2 separate regions of the Homo sapiens genome follow, and region 2 is linked to region 1. Evidence: chromatin contacts called from ENCODE Hi-C data. All regions are on one chromosome and are shown on one strand. Each heading gives the region's core, a stretch centred on a gene start or an enhancer-like site at or near the end of the contact. The rest is flanking DNA. Distances are from core to core; before and after follow the strand shown.

Evidence for each region. A loop is a pair of places that touch in the nucleus more often than their neighbours do. Pooled maps may share reads with other maps.
Region 2: a map of OCI-LY7 shows a loop between it and region 1 (4-fold over the local background). The contact joins two enhancer-like sites. A Hi-C loop is called at or near these places in 1 of 168 maps with a recorded cell type or tissue (OCI-LY7), 5 of 37 single-sample maps with no recorded cell type and 6 of 50 pooled maps.

The regions. Positions count from the first base shown.
Region 1 is chr16:49,439,263-49,445,486 of GRCh38, forward strand. All of the region lies in intron 2 of LOC105371244 (a long non-coding RNA gene), which reads right to left. Among named protein-coding and RNA genes, the nearest start is that of LINC02179, 24 kb to the right of the region's middle. RefSeq lists enhancers at 2,012-2,959, 2,215-2,494, 4,016-4,517. Within about 2 kb of position 2,254, at least 8 of the 41 ENCODE cell types and tissues checked have a DNase peak (open chromatin) inside an H3K27ac peak, as active enhancers do; they include OCI-LY7, where a contact is called at or near this core.
Region 2 is chr16:49,572,178-49,578,401 of GRCh38, forward strand. All of the region lies in intron 5 of ZNF423 (zinc finger protein 423), which reads right to left. Among named protein-coding and RNA genes, the nearest start is that of LINC02179, 110 kb to the left of the region's middle. Within about 2 kb of position 3,299, at least 9 of the 41 ENCODE cell types and tissues checked have a DNase peak (open chromatin) inside an H3K27ac peak, as active enhancers do; they include OCI-LY7, where a contact is called at or near this core.

The DNA.
Region 1 (6,224 bases), core at 1,004-3,503:
TTCTCTGTGATTCTTGAGATTCTCTTTAAAGGCCACAGTGGGAAATGGGGTCAAGGGAAATGCCCTAAGGTCGAAGAACAGGCAAAACCCTGTTGGTTGAAGAGAGAAACACCAATGCTTAGCACAGAAGAACTAGGCTCCAACAGTAGCCCATGCAGAGAGTAAGAGTCATGACATGGATGAGTAAATGAGGGTGGTGGGTTAGGCATACAATGGAGTGGTGAGACACCCCCCTCAACACACACACCTACTTTGCAAAAGGGATCGCTCCTGCACAGCTAGAAAGTGTGCCAGCACAGTCAGGTCTCCCAATATTTCCATGAAACCTAGGAATTCAGAACTTTATGTAAAAATCTCCTTATTTTAGAACAGTGGTAACTCACTAAAAATAGTGGTACACAAAACATGAATCGGTGCTGCCAGTTTGTGGCTTATGGGGTTAAGAAATGCTGATGGTACTCTGTCAGAGATTACAGCCCTGGGTTAGGAGGCCTCAGTTTCCACAGACTTCCAATGCCACCATGAGGGAGGGGGGCGGCCCAGCTAGGGAGCAAACCTGGGCAAGCACTCGAGCTCCTTAGAGTGGACACCGAGCTCTGCCCAAATCCCCAAAAGCCTCCTGGGAACAGCTGCTTAGGCATGCTGGTGGCTCTGCTCCTGGCTGAGCCCATCTCAGAGCCTTACCCTCAGCCAAGAGACACTTCACACACTGACACCCCCCACCCTGGGGTGGCCACATCTAATGGTCAATGTTGGGGGCCGGTAGAAAAGCCTGGATTCTTCACCCCAATTTGGAACATCTCTGAATGATCACAGCAGTGCCAGGGCTCCCAGGGGATCAACAGAGGCCTTTGCTATGACTGCATCACCGCCCATCTCCTTCTCTGCCCCATCCTGAGTCCCTCTCTCCCTACAGAGGCTGGTTCTGCATACAAATATCCACCCCAGAGCCTACCTCCCAGGACACCCAACGGTGACACCCTCTAAACCCTCATGTTCTCATGAGTCCTATGGAGAGATTCACCCACTTTACCATGCCTTTGAGAGTGTAAGGAGATGGCACAGGCAGGCAGCCTAGATGGGAGTGTGCCATGCGTGTGGGAGGTGCTCAGTGACTCCTTGCTGAACATCATGGACCGAGAGCTTAGAAGAAGGCAAGAAATATGTGGCGATAGTTCCTAACCACCTGGAGTTCACTCCCCTAAACCAGAGCTTCTCACCCTTGGCACTGTTGACATTCTGGGCCGGATAATTGTTTGTTGCAGGGCAGGAGGGGCCTGTCCTCTGGGCTACAGGGTGTTTAACAGCCTCTACCCACTAGATGCCAGTAGCAACCCCCAATTGTGAAAACCAAAAATGTTTCTAGACACTGCCAAATGTCCCCTGAGAAACAAAATTGCCCCTGGCTAAGCAGCGCTGCCCTAAATCATTAAAGTTCCCTGAGCCACCTCTGAGAGAGAGTCACGGTTTGGGGCCAAAAGTCAATCAGGGGCCCTTCCTAGGCCCCTCCACAGGGAACAGGGAATCTCAAGTAAGGCCAAGGGGAAACGTGAGAAACGTGGGGCAATGGCAACAGCCCACGCACGGGGGTGGGGACGCTGCTTCAAACCCCAGCCACGCATCCTGCAACCCGCACAGGCCGGTCCCCTTCTCCCAGCCTCAGCGTCCTGAGATGGGAAATGGAGACAGCAATTCCATTCCTTCGACCTGCCAGGGAAGTTTCCCCAAACAATGGCTTGGTGCGTGTGCGTGTGAGAGTGTTCTGACAGCAGTAAACGTACTGTGCAGAAGTACAATGGGGTTGGCTCCCACAAACAACCATCTTACCCAAATTCAGCTAAGTGAGTGCAGACAAAGAGAAGGAGAGAGAAATAGGCAGGCAGAGGCGCATTTATTGACCCTGTCACTGTTCCCTCATCCCCATCGCCCCAGGGACAGGGAAGGCACAGCTAAAATGCCCAAGAGACAAACAAACAAACAAAATAAGTGAAATTCTCAGAACCCATCAGGTCCTAATGATTCACAGGATTTTTGAAGGTAAATTTTACTACAGAAGATGTTGCTGTATTGGGCAATTATCCAAGCCTTGAGTAGGGATATGACTGAGTTTTGTTTTTTACTCCAAAAGCAGTGAATAAAAAGCATTTCAAAGAAAGTAATGCCAACTTGACAAACCCATTCCACCAGCAGTGGGCAGCAGAAACAGGAGGAAAAAGAAAGTTTGCCTCTGAAACACCTGGTAGATGTAGACCCGGGCCTCCGCCTCCTCTCCACTGCCCGCCCTCCATCCTGCCCTCCCCGGAACAGACGGAAGCAGCGAGATCCTGAAATAGCCTCGCTCTCAGCGGTGAGACAGGAAGCCACCAGCCCCAGGCCTGAAAGCCATCATGCAGTTGACACAGGGACCCCGCTGATGCCGCGTCATTTACCTTCGGGGGACTCGCAGCCGCCCCCGCAGCCTGGGTTGGCAGGCCGGTGGAGGTCGGCCAGAGGCGTGCTCCCTGGGGCCATCCCAGGGAAGGCCCAATGATCACTTGCTCCAGAGCAAGTGGCTTCTTCCCCACTACCCTTCTCTGAAACCCCACACTCTGGTTCTTCCATCCCAGACCCAGAGGCTTGATTTACCCCATAAACAGTGTGGGGTCTATAGATTCTTTTCGGGGGCCATTAAACATGCTTGAGATCTAAAAAGAAAAAAATAATAATAATTGTGACTGTAAAATACAAGAATAAAACTGAAAAATCAAAATTACTAACAAGTTCAAAACCACAATTCTAAAACCCTTTTCACTTTTTAAGCAAAATAATTGTACAAAACAATTGCATTCTATGTAAGCTGAGTCAATTTTTTTTAGTCTATTGTTGTAGTGTGGAAAAGGTTCTCACACAGATCTTCAGTTGACCCCCCCAAAAAACTTACTCCTTTCACCTCCTAGAGGTAACTTTCTCTTGTCTTCCTGTGTCTAAATGGGACGGTGAGACAGAAAATCTGCAAGTCCGTACAACACCTCTCTTCCTGAATCTGCAGGACAGTCTCTGAGACTCCAGGGCACAGCCACTGTAAAAGCCAGTCTTCTGGAGCTATAGAGAGTTTTAGCACAGATCTGAATTCCTGGATGCATCCAGGAGCTAATTCTAAACGTCTGTCCCCCCAGCCCAAGATGTCAGTCACCTGTTTCATCTCTGCAAGTTTAATGGAAGATGCCAGGCTAGGAGTTAGGGGTGGGGGTTCTTAGACAAGCCTGGCCCTCTTTCTTATAGAAAGCGGAAATGCCATCGTTCTGCTCCAATGTCACCACCAAAAGTAGAGAAAAACAGGACAGACTGAGAGGGCCATTTTCATTAAGAAATAAGAGCTAGAAATAGCACCTTTCACCTGGGTGAAAGAGATCCAGTTCTTTGTGGAAGAGAAAGCTATTCTCACTGATTTCAGATGCAAACAAAGCGTGCCTGTGTCTTCCATCTTGACATCCACTTCCCTCACTTCCCTGACCTACAAGCCCTAAGCTAGGTCCATCCCAGCCCTGCCACTCTGCCCCTTCTCTACTGCCCCTTCTCCTCCAGGAAATCACATGTGGTTGATGGAGGGCAAATGCCTGCCCACTACCTGCCGGGTCCCCCAGTTGGCAGAAATCTTTCTCCACAGTCGGTGGGCAGGGTTGTGTTTATTTTGCAATTAACAAAGAACAAAGGAAGTGGCAGGGCGCTTGGAGGTGGTGCTTCTGGCTTGCTTTTGGGGACCTGAATTCCTGCCTTGCTCTTGGCTCTGTCGGCTCTGGCTCCTGGGGTGGGAGGGGAGTCACTGCCCTCAATCATTTCACAGCAGTCTGTGTCTTTTTTGGCCAGGTCACTAGCTGCAGCAGATGGGCCCTTTACTTTAAAAGAAAAGCAAAGAGCAAAGCTCTGCCCAAATGGGGCCCAGGGCGTGCTCAGGTCTGAGGTGATGAGTAAAGGTATCCCCCTTTACTCATTGATTGTGTCATTGAGGGACCAGCGGACCAAGAAATTCCCTGCCATGCGAGTGTCGGAGAACAGCCCCTTTGTCACGCCCTCTTCAAAGCGTGACCCGTGTCCCCGTGCACTACATTGGGATGAGACAGACCCCTGCTAACAAAAACAGGGAGATTTGGGGGTGCTTAGGGGGTGTTGAGATAGCAGATAGGGCTCCAAGTTACCTACGGTAAACAAAGCAAATTATATTTACTTCCATGGGAGCCTGAGATTTTGACAGCAAAGAGAGACTTATGGTAGAGTTGTTGCTGCATTTATATTTAATAAATTTAAGAGAGAGATGAAATAGACTTTAGCAAGGCTAGTGAAATATTTATAAAAGCACACCGAAGCCGTGTAAGGGAGAGAGAGGGAAATAAAACAGCTCGCATGTGGGATCAAATCGAGCAAGCCAGCTTTTAACCTGACAGCTCCCTGTGCACTGCGGGCAAGAGAGCTGCCAATGGGCCACAGATGCACCACACCTGAGCTAGCCGGGAAGACAGGGAGGTGTAGGGAGGGGAGGACGGGGTGCAGACGGGTGTGTGTGCACAGGCACAGCCAGCTCCATGCAATCCAGGGCATCTGTCACACCTGTCCAGCTGCTCAGGTGCGCCTGGCACCTTACAATGCCAAGCAGAGCACATTCCCCCACCCCTGGCCTACATCCAGTTAAGCCTATGGTCTGGTAGGAACATATGGGGCTCCTGGAGTTGGGGGGCCTTAGACAGTGGGGGCTGAACACCCTGGGCTTCCATCTCTTAGGAGAGCCTGTCTGTCTTCAAGCCACTGTCCGAAAAAGGTCTAGTCTTGGGATGATGAGATTGAAGGGAAATGCATTAGATTTGTTAACTTGCAGATTTATAACATTTTTTAAATGCACAAGTACTACATATTCATAGTGGAAAGATAAAAAAGAAAAACAACAGATAAATTAACAAACATGCAAACCCCATCACCTATATGCTCAATCACTGTTGGCGTTTCCAGACTGGCTGCACATCTTTTATCAAGGGTGATTTTAATATTATGCAGGATCATTTCAGAGCAAGCTCTACTCACTACTGACATGTTACAGAATGTGCTGCTCTTTGTGCATCTCGTCCTTACCCTCAGATCAGGGCCTTTCTCTCTTTTCCTGTCCTGATCCAAAACTAAATTTATCTTGGAGACCCATCTCAGTCCTGTCTCTCCAAAAAGACACTCACAAGACTTGTGCTTCCCTCCCCGTTTGTTTCTCCCTCCCTGCAGCCCCCATGTCATCTTTTAAGTCACCATGTTCATTCTTAGACTGTCTTGCTTGTTGGCCGTGCTGTGTGTTGACCTTTCTTGTCTTCCTATCCTCATGGAAGTTCCTGCATGATCTTTTATTTCTCTCTCTGCTTTCATCGAACATCCCCAGTACAGCTTAGGCCCACTGTGGGCTCAAGACAACACCCAACACCGCCTATAAGCACATCTTCTGGCTTCTGTAGAGTGCCGTGAATGACTTCTGTCCTCCCTTAGGGATTGCGATGACACTTGTCCTCCCAAGTGGCTAGAGAACAGGGCCTGAAATGGGGAGGTGGGAGACAGGAAGAGAAGTGGAAAACTGCTTTGCAGAAATCCCTTTGCCAAAAGCCAATCTAGAAATTCAGTTCACCAAATGACTGGCTGACCAGGCTACTGTGGGGTATTTTGGAAAGTTTTTGTTCTCTCACCCCAGTCTCTGCCCCTACCTCTGCCGTTCTCATGCAAATACACAAGTTGTCCCAAAACTCTGCCTCTGCACCTGGCTTTTGGACTTACAGTGGCTCCAGAGGACTCTGCTGGATGGAGGCTAAGATGTGTGTCTGATAGTTCACTCAGCAAAGGGGACTCTGCTCAACAAGTTTTCTGCACATTGGCTTCGTGAATTGACCTAGTTCCCCTCCTGGGTTGGAGTGTTGACTCTTCTGTCTTCTCATCCTCATGGAAAAACCTGCATGGTCCTTTATTTCTCTTTCTCTCTCTCTCTCTCTCTCTCTCTCTGTCCCTCTCTCCCTCTTTTTTCCCTCTCTGAGGGAGGCTCGGGGGCCCATCTCCCTGGCCCCTAAGGCCTCCACCTCCAGCATCTGGCCTTGTGGACCTGGGATCCTGACACCTTCTCCTTCTTCCAGCTGACAGCCTCCTTTCTGCAGTCCCTGAGCCCTGACATACAGGATCTGGCTCATTTGAACAACTGCAAGGAGGGGCTGAGTGTTACAGGCACCTAC
Region 2 (6,224 bases), core at 2,049-4,548, 130 kb after region 1:
ACCTGCAGCTGCCTGAAATCTGCTATGAGCAGGAGACTTGCAAACAGGAGCCAGAAACATGACAATTCCCTCGGCAGAGGGAACGTCCCATCCCAGTGGGACACAAGGACAGACCCCATGAGTAAAAGGAGGGAGAGGCATTGGAGCAGGACCACAGAGAGTGGGAAGGATTTTAACTGGGGGGAGTGAGGCACATGAGGTGAAGGTGTTTTCCGCAGGAGATGGCATGCACAAAAGCATGAAGCCAAAGCACATGCCAAAAACAGTCTGGAAACCAAATCACCCACTCTGGCTGCAGCACAAATTGGAAACCAAAGGGCCGTAACATTGATACCTAGACTGGGCCAAGCACAGAGAGCATAAGATAGCTGAGCAAAACAGTGGGCTTCTTTCTACAGGCACTGAGGAGCCCACTGGAGTCTTTGAGAAGTGGCATGATCAAGTGTGGTACTTCCAGATTGTGAGTAACGGCACGAGTTGGGAAAGGCTGCTTGTGGGGAGACCAGCTGACACGCCACTACCATAGCTCAAGGAACTGTGAGGAAGGTGTGGATGGAGCAGGTGGTGGTGCTACAAAGGACGAGAACATGAGGCCTCCCACAGTGCACACTGGAGAGGGATGCTGGCAATGGGAGGAATGGAAGAGCAGGTCCTAGGCAGAGCTGTGGAGAGACTCAACTGTTGTCATAATCCTGGCTCAATAGTCTCTTACAGAACTCATGTGACCAACTCATGTGACCTGGGTTAACTTAGGTTTCTACTGGTTGAGAATGATATGGAGTGCATAGTACATGTAGGCTCTCCATAAGGGAGAGCGGGAAGGTTTGGCTAACTAGTGGACAGGTAGATGGATGAATGGGTGCGGAGTGAATAAGCAAATGGGCGAGTGAATGGTGACTTAAATATTTGGATGGATATATGAACATGTGGACGATGGATGATGGGTGGATGAATGGACTGATGGAAGGTAGAAGTGGGTAGAGGAGTAAATGGATACATGGATGGACCAGTGGATGCATGGATGTGTGGATGGACTGATGTATGTCCTGCAGTAACTCCCAGCAGAACATGTCTAGAGGATGCTGGGAGACTCCAGGCCAGTGAATATATTCTGGGTTTATAAACCATGGGGTATCTCCTTGGCTTACCTAATCACTTCCAATTGAAACCTCTTCTCTCCCAGCTCCATTGTCTTACTCCATTTTCTGTTGCTATAACAGAATGCCACAGACAAGTAATTTATCAAGAAAATAAGTTTATTTAGCTCATGATTCTGGAGGCTGCAAAGTCCAAGAGCACAGAGACGACATCTGGAGAGAGCCTCCTTGCTATGTTGTAATGTGGCACAGGGCATCACATGGCAAGAGGACAAGTGTGTGCCTGTCTACTCAGGTCTCTCCTCTTCTGGTAAAGCCACCAGTTCCATCATCTGGGCCTACCCTGATGACATTATCTAATCCTAATTACCTCCCAAAGGCCCCACCTCCAAATGACTCAACATACGGATTTTGGGATTAAATCTCCAACACATGAAATTTGGGGGACACATTCAAACCATTGCATCCATCCTCTGCATTCAGAAAGATAGTCCAACAGAAAGATCTGGAATCAAGAGACCCAGCTGATTACCAATTCCAGTTTTGCTCTGATGTGCTGAATGACCTTAGACAAGCCCCTTCCCCTCTCTGGGCTTCTCTTTGCTATCCAGTTCAATGAAGGAATAGGACTAGATCAGGGATGCGTACATGTGGTGAGCCTGCTGATCATCCCCACGCCTTCATCCATACCTCACAGCAAGCCGTACCAATCTCTAAGGAATCACTGCACGGCTGAGCCCCATTTGCCAGGTGATCTTTAAGGAAAGTGGTTCTCAAACTTTAGTGAATCAGAATCAGCTGGAGAGTCTTTTAAAACAAAGATTACAGGCTGGGTGCAATGGTTCACACCTGTAATCCCAGCTCTTTGGGAGGCTGAGGCGGGAGGACTGCTTGAGGTCAGGAGTTCAAGACCAGCCTGGGCCACATAGTGGGACCCGCTGTCTACACAAAATTTTAAAAATTAGCCATGCATGGTGGTACATGCCTGTGGTCCCAGCTAATCAGGAAGCTGAGGCACGAGGATCACTTGAGCCAGGAGTTTGAGGCTGCAGTGAGCTATGATAGCACCACAGCACTCCAGTGACAGAGCAAGATCCTGTCTCTAAAAAGACAAAACACTGATTGCCAGTCCTCACCCAGAGTTTCTGATTCAGCAGTTGTATGTGGGGCTGGGAATTTGCATTTCTAGCAAGCTCTCAGGTGATGCTGCTGCTGATGCTGATGCTGCTGGTCCTTGGACTCTACTTGGAGAACCACTGATCTAGTGACCCCTGCTCTGAGAGTCTTGGTGAAACCTAGTAGGTATCCCCATGTGGGGGACAGCTTGCCATACCTAAGACTGGAAGCCTGCTGGAGCCACTGTTGCCTCCTGTCATTCAAAGGCATCCTTGAACCCAATGACAGGGGCACTCTCCGCCTACAGCCAGCTGCACTCCAGGTCGTGCATCCCACCTCGCCCTGCCCTGCTCCCTCCTGCTTTCCCTCTCTCCTGGAGCCTGGGAGAGCACCAGGCCTTCTGCTGCCTGTGTGCTGCCTGCCCCTGCTGCCCTCAGAACAGCTGTGGGCTTAATTATCAAAATAACATTTTAATAGTCTCATAACTGAACTCCCTTCAAAACATGCCAGCGGAGGAGGTGGGAAGGATTCTTTTTAGCACCTCTTCCCACCCGACTTGCTAATCGGAGGCATTTAAACTGCTAGAAGGCCCAGATGCCCGGCCCTGCCCATGGAGCCCCTCCTGCCACCACCAAGGATGCAGCTTCCACAGGCGGATCGAGGGGTCGGGCCCATACCAGACTGCCAGCCGGAACCAGGAGTCATTGCAGGAGCCACACTGCACCTTCGTAATGAGAAGAAAGTGGCTCATTCACGCGAACCCAGGCATCACTCAGGAAAGTGGATATGCTAAGAGAACTTAGGCAATTCATTTGCGATCACCAGGGGTTTCACTTGCTTTCAACACATTTTTTTTAGATTTAAAAAAAACTGCTATCACCAGCATTAACTCTGGCTCCCCGTCTCCCTGCCATTTCATGTAATAATTCCACGGGGAGTCCTGGCGGGTATTTAGCTCCTAATTTAAGCTCCACTAAACAAGCCCAACGCAAAACTAGCTTCTCAGATCAGCAGTTTCCCCTCCTACTTGCCGCAGCCCCTTCACTCTCTAGGTTCTTCAGGCCTCTAACATCACATCCGGCCAGCATTCACAACACCCGGGCTGTGAGCTAAGTGCAGAGCATGTGTTAGGAGTGGCTGCCCCAGTCCTCGTTCAGCAGCACAGGGAGATAGGCCCGACTGTGCCTAGGAGGAAATGAAACCAGGACAGGCCACATCCCCAAGCTGTATGGCTAGCAGTGGGTGGGGCTTCGACAGAGGCCAGGCTGGAGGGCACCGTGCTACCTCCGGCAGCATTTGCCCTGGGTGTCCCGACTTCCAAGCCAGCCCTTCTCAAACTTGACTGAGCATGCAAATCACCTGGAGCTCTTTTAAAAACACGGATTCTTGTTTGGCAGGACCAGGTGAGGCCTGGCCTTTGGTACTTCTCGCACACTCTGAGACACTGCAGATGGTGTAGGTCACTGGCCCACACTTGGAGGAGCCTGAAGGAGGCACGGGCTGCCCTCCAGGGTGGTTAGATCAGAGACTGAGTGCAGGCTGGGAGAAGCAAAGGCCAAACTCTGTCTTAGGGTGGGGTCCTTTTTCTCCCCTGGCTCTCTCCTGATCACCCCAGATAGTGCTCCTGACTCCTGGGAGAGACAGAGGGGCAGGGCTATTTCAAAGGTCAGTGTTCTCATCTTACCCTGTTCATCCCGTTTCTCAAACTCCATACCCAGACATGGAACCAGAAGTTTCCTTTGCTCTCTGGAGGAAATTGCCAGAACCAGACAAATCCCTTTGGCCCTCATCATATTTCCTGCTGCCCGCATTGACCACTTACTGTATACCAAGATAGACACTGGGAACACTGGGAACAGCAACCGTGGCTGTGGTCCCTGTGCTCAGGCAGCTGACTGGGGTGCCTGGCCAGCTGCTGTCCAAGGGAGCTCATGGTGCCAGGTGAACTCGTGGTGGGGGCAGGGGCAGAGGCAGGGGTGCAGGCAAGAGCAGTAGCTGGGCTGGGCACTGCCAGGTGCCCTGAACCTTGACAGAGTCAAGTCTATTGAGTGTTAGCCCCAATGCAACTACATTCACTACCAATAAAAACGGAGGCCACCATGCCACTCGTGGACACTACCTGGAGGCAGGCACTCTTTCACAGACTTGTAGACTCAGGCCACTGCAGTCCGTAGCTCAAGGCCAACCCTTAGCAAATTGGCCCCTACCCATCAGAAAACTGGTCCTGTTGGAAAACCCCCAGAGCCCAACTCTCTGCTGCCCACACAGTCTGCCCCAGTAGAGTTCAGAGCCCTGAATTCAAGTCCTACCTTTGACTTTCCAGTTGCTGTGACCTTGGGCAAATTAGTTTTCTTCTCTGAGCTGAATTTTTTCCATTGGCACTGGGTGTGATTCCCAGGGTCTAGCCCAGAGCAGATACTGTATGATAAGGAATAGATGCGCATATATTCTTTATTATATGTAGTCTTTGAAGTGAAAGGCCTTTACCTTTTTAAAAATGTAGTTTAATACTATTCAATGAAGCAAGTGATTACTAAACATTTACCAAATCCAGAATTTGGGGGCCAGAAACAGAGGGCACAGATGAGAAGACAGGCAAGTCCCTGTTCTCAAAAGAATCTGGAAATAACTGAGATGTGCCAAATGGATGTGACAACATTAAAGACAACCCGGGCAGACAATGAGGCAGTAAGGTTGGGTGTCCAACCACCCAGGGCAGACAATGGAAGACCTGGGGTCAGGCCAGCTGGCGTGGGGGGGTGGGGTCCCTGCAGGAGCGGTGCTGTGAGCCAAGTCTCCAAGAATGGGAAAGAGTTGTAGGAAAAGAAATCAACCACCACAGCCATAATAATGTCAAACATTTATGTACTCATTGCTACTCCATGTCAACACTGATCTATGCACTCTACATACTTAGCTTATGTAATTCTCACTAGCACATAAGGAGAGGGTACCGTTATCATCACCGTTTTACTGAGGAGAAAGCAGGCACAGTGAGGTTACATGACTTGCCTAGTTGCCCAGAGAGCAGAGTGCAGAACTGAGGCTCACACCCAGACAGACGCCAGGGCCCCATGTCCAGCAAGGCCCAGCGACCAGCCAGGAGCCAGCATCTCCACAAACAGAGAAAAGGAGGGCTGGGACATCCCTCCAAGCAGGGTCAAAAGAGAAGGGAAATGTGGTGCAAGACTTGGAAGGTAAGGCAGGCAGTCCAGCAGCCGCTCAACTTGCAGCAGGTAAGTGCAGGAGGAGAGCAAGGCCAGGAGGTGACTTAAGGCCTGCAGGAAACCTTGTTGGCAGCCACAGGCAGTGCCGACCCTCCTCACTCATGGAGAGAAGGATTTCCCCACGCCCCACTGATGGCACAAGAGGGAGACCTCCACTGTAGAAGCAGCTTCTGTCCTCCTTCCACCATGCAGGTGCAAGAGGCCTCTCCAGGACATAACAGCCTCTGTAGTTCCTATTTGCCAGCGATAGAGACCCGGCTCCCAGCCACCCTGGACCAGGCTGCCTCTGAAACTCTGCACTCACATTGCAGTAAAGGCCAGTGCCTGCTTGACCTAGACACATGGCAGGCACACACTGTGGGCAGGTGGAAGAAGGCGGCAGGGGGTGAATGTCCAGCACCTGCATTTGGAAGAAAGGCAGGATCAACAGAGCCTAGAGCCACAGTATTCCAAGATCCTCATTTCTCTGGGCAGGGAGCTGGGCATGCCATTGTCCAAGGCTTTTGAAGCCACACAAATGGCACCAGTCCCAGTAAACATCCCCCAAGACAGGACGGGAATCTGAATCCTTGTCTGCAAATGGCCACCTGCCAGGGACCCCCTTCAGCAACAAGCTCCCTCTCCCAATCCCAGAGGTGGCCTCTGTCCAGCCTATCCATAGCAGCTGGAACAAGGCATCCCAGCCCCCTGGCTCCAGCGGGGGAAGGACTGCTTCCATTTGCTAAGGGTCTTCTTCATTTCCTTCACCTTCTCACAACTGCACTTTCTAAAACAGGATATTAAG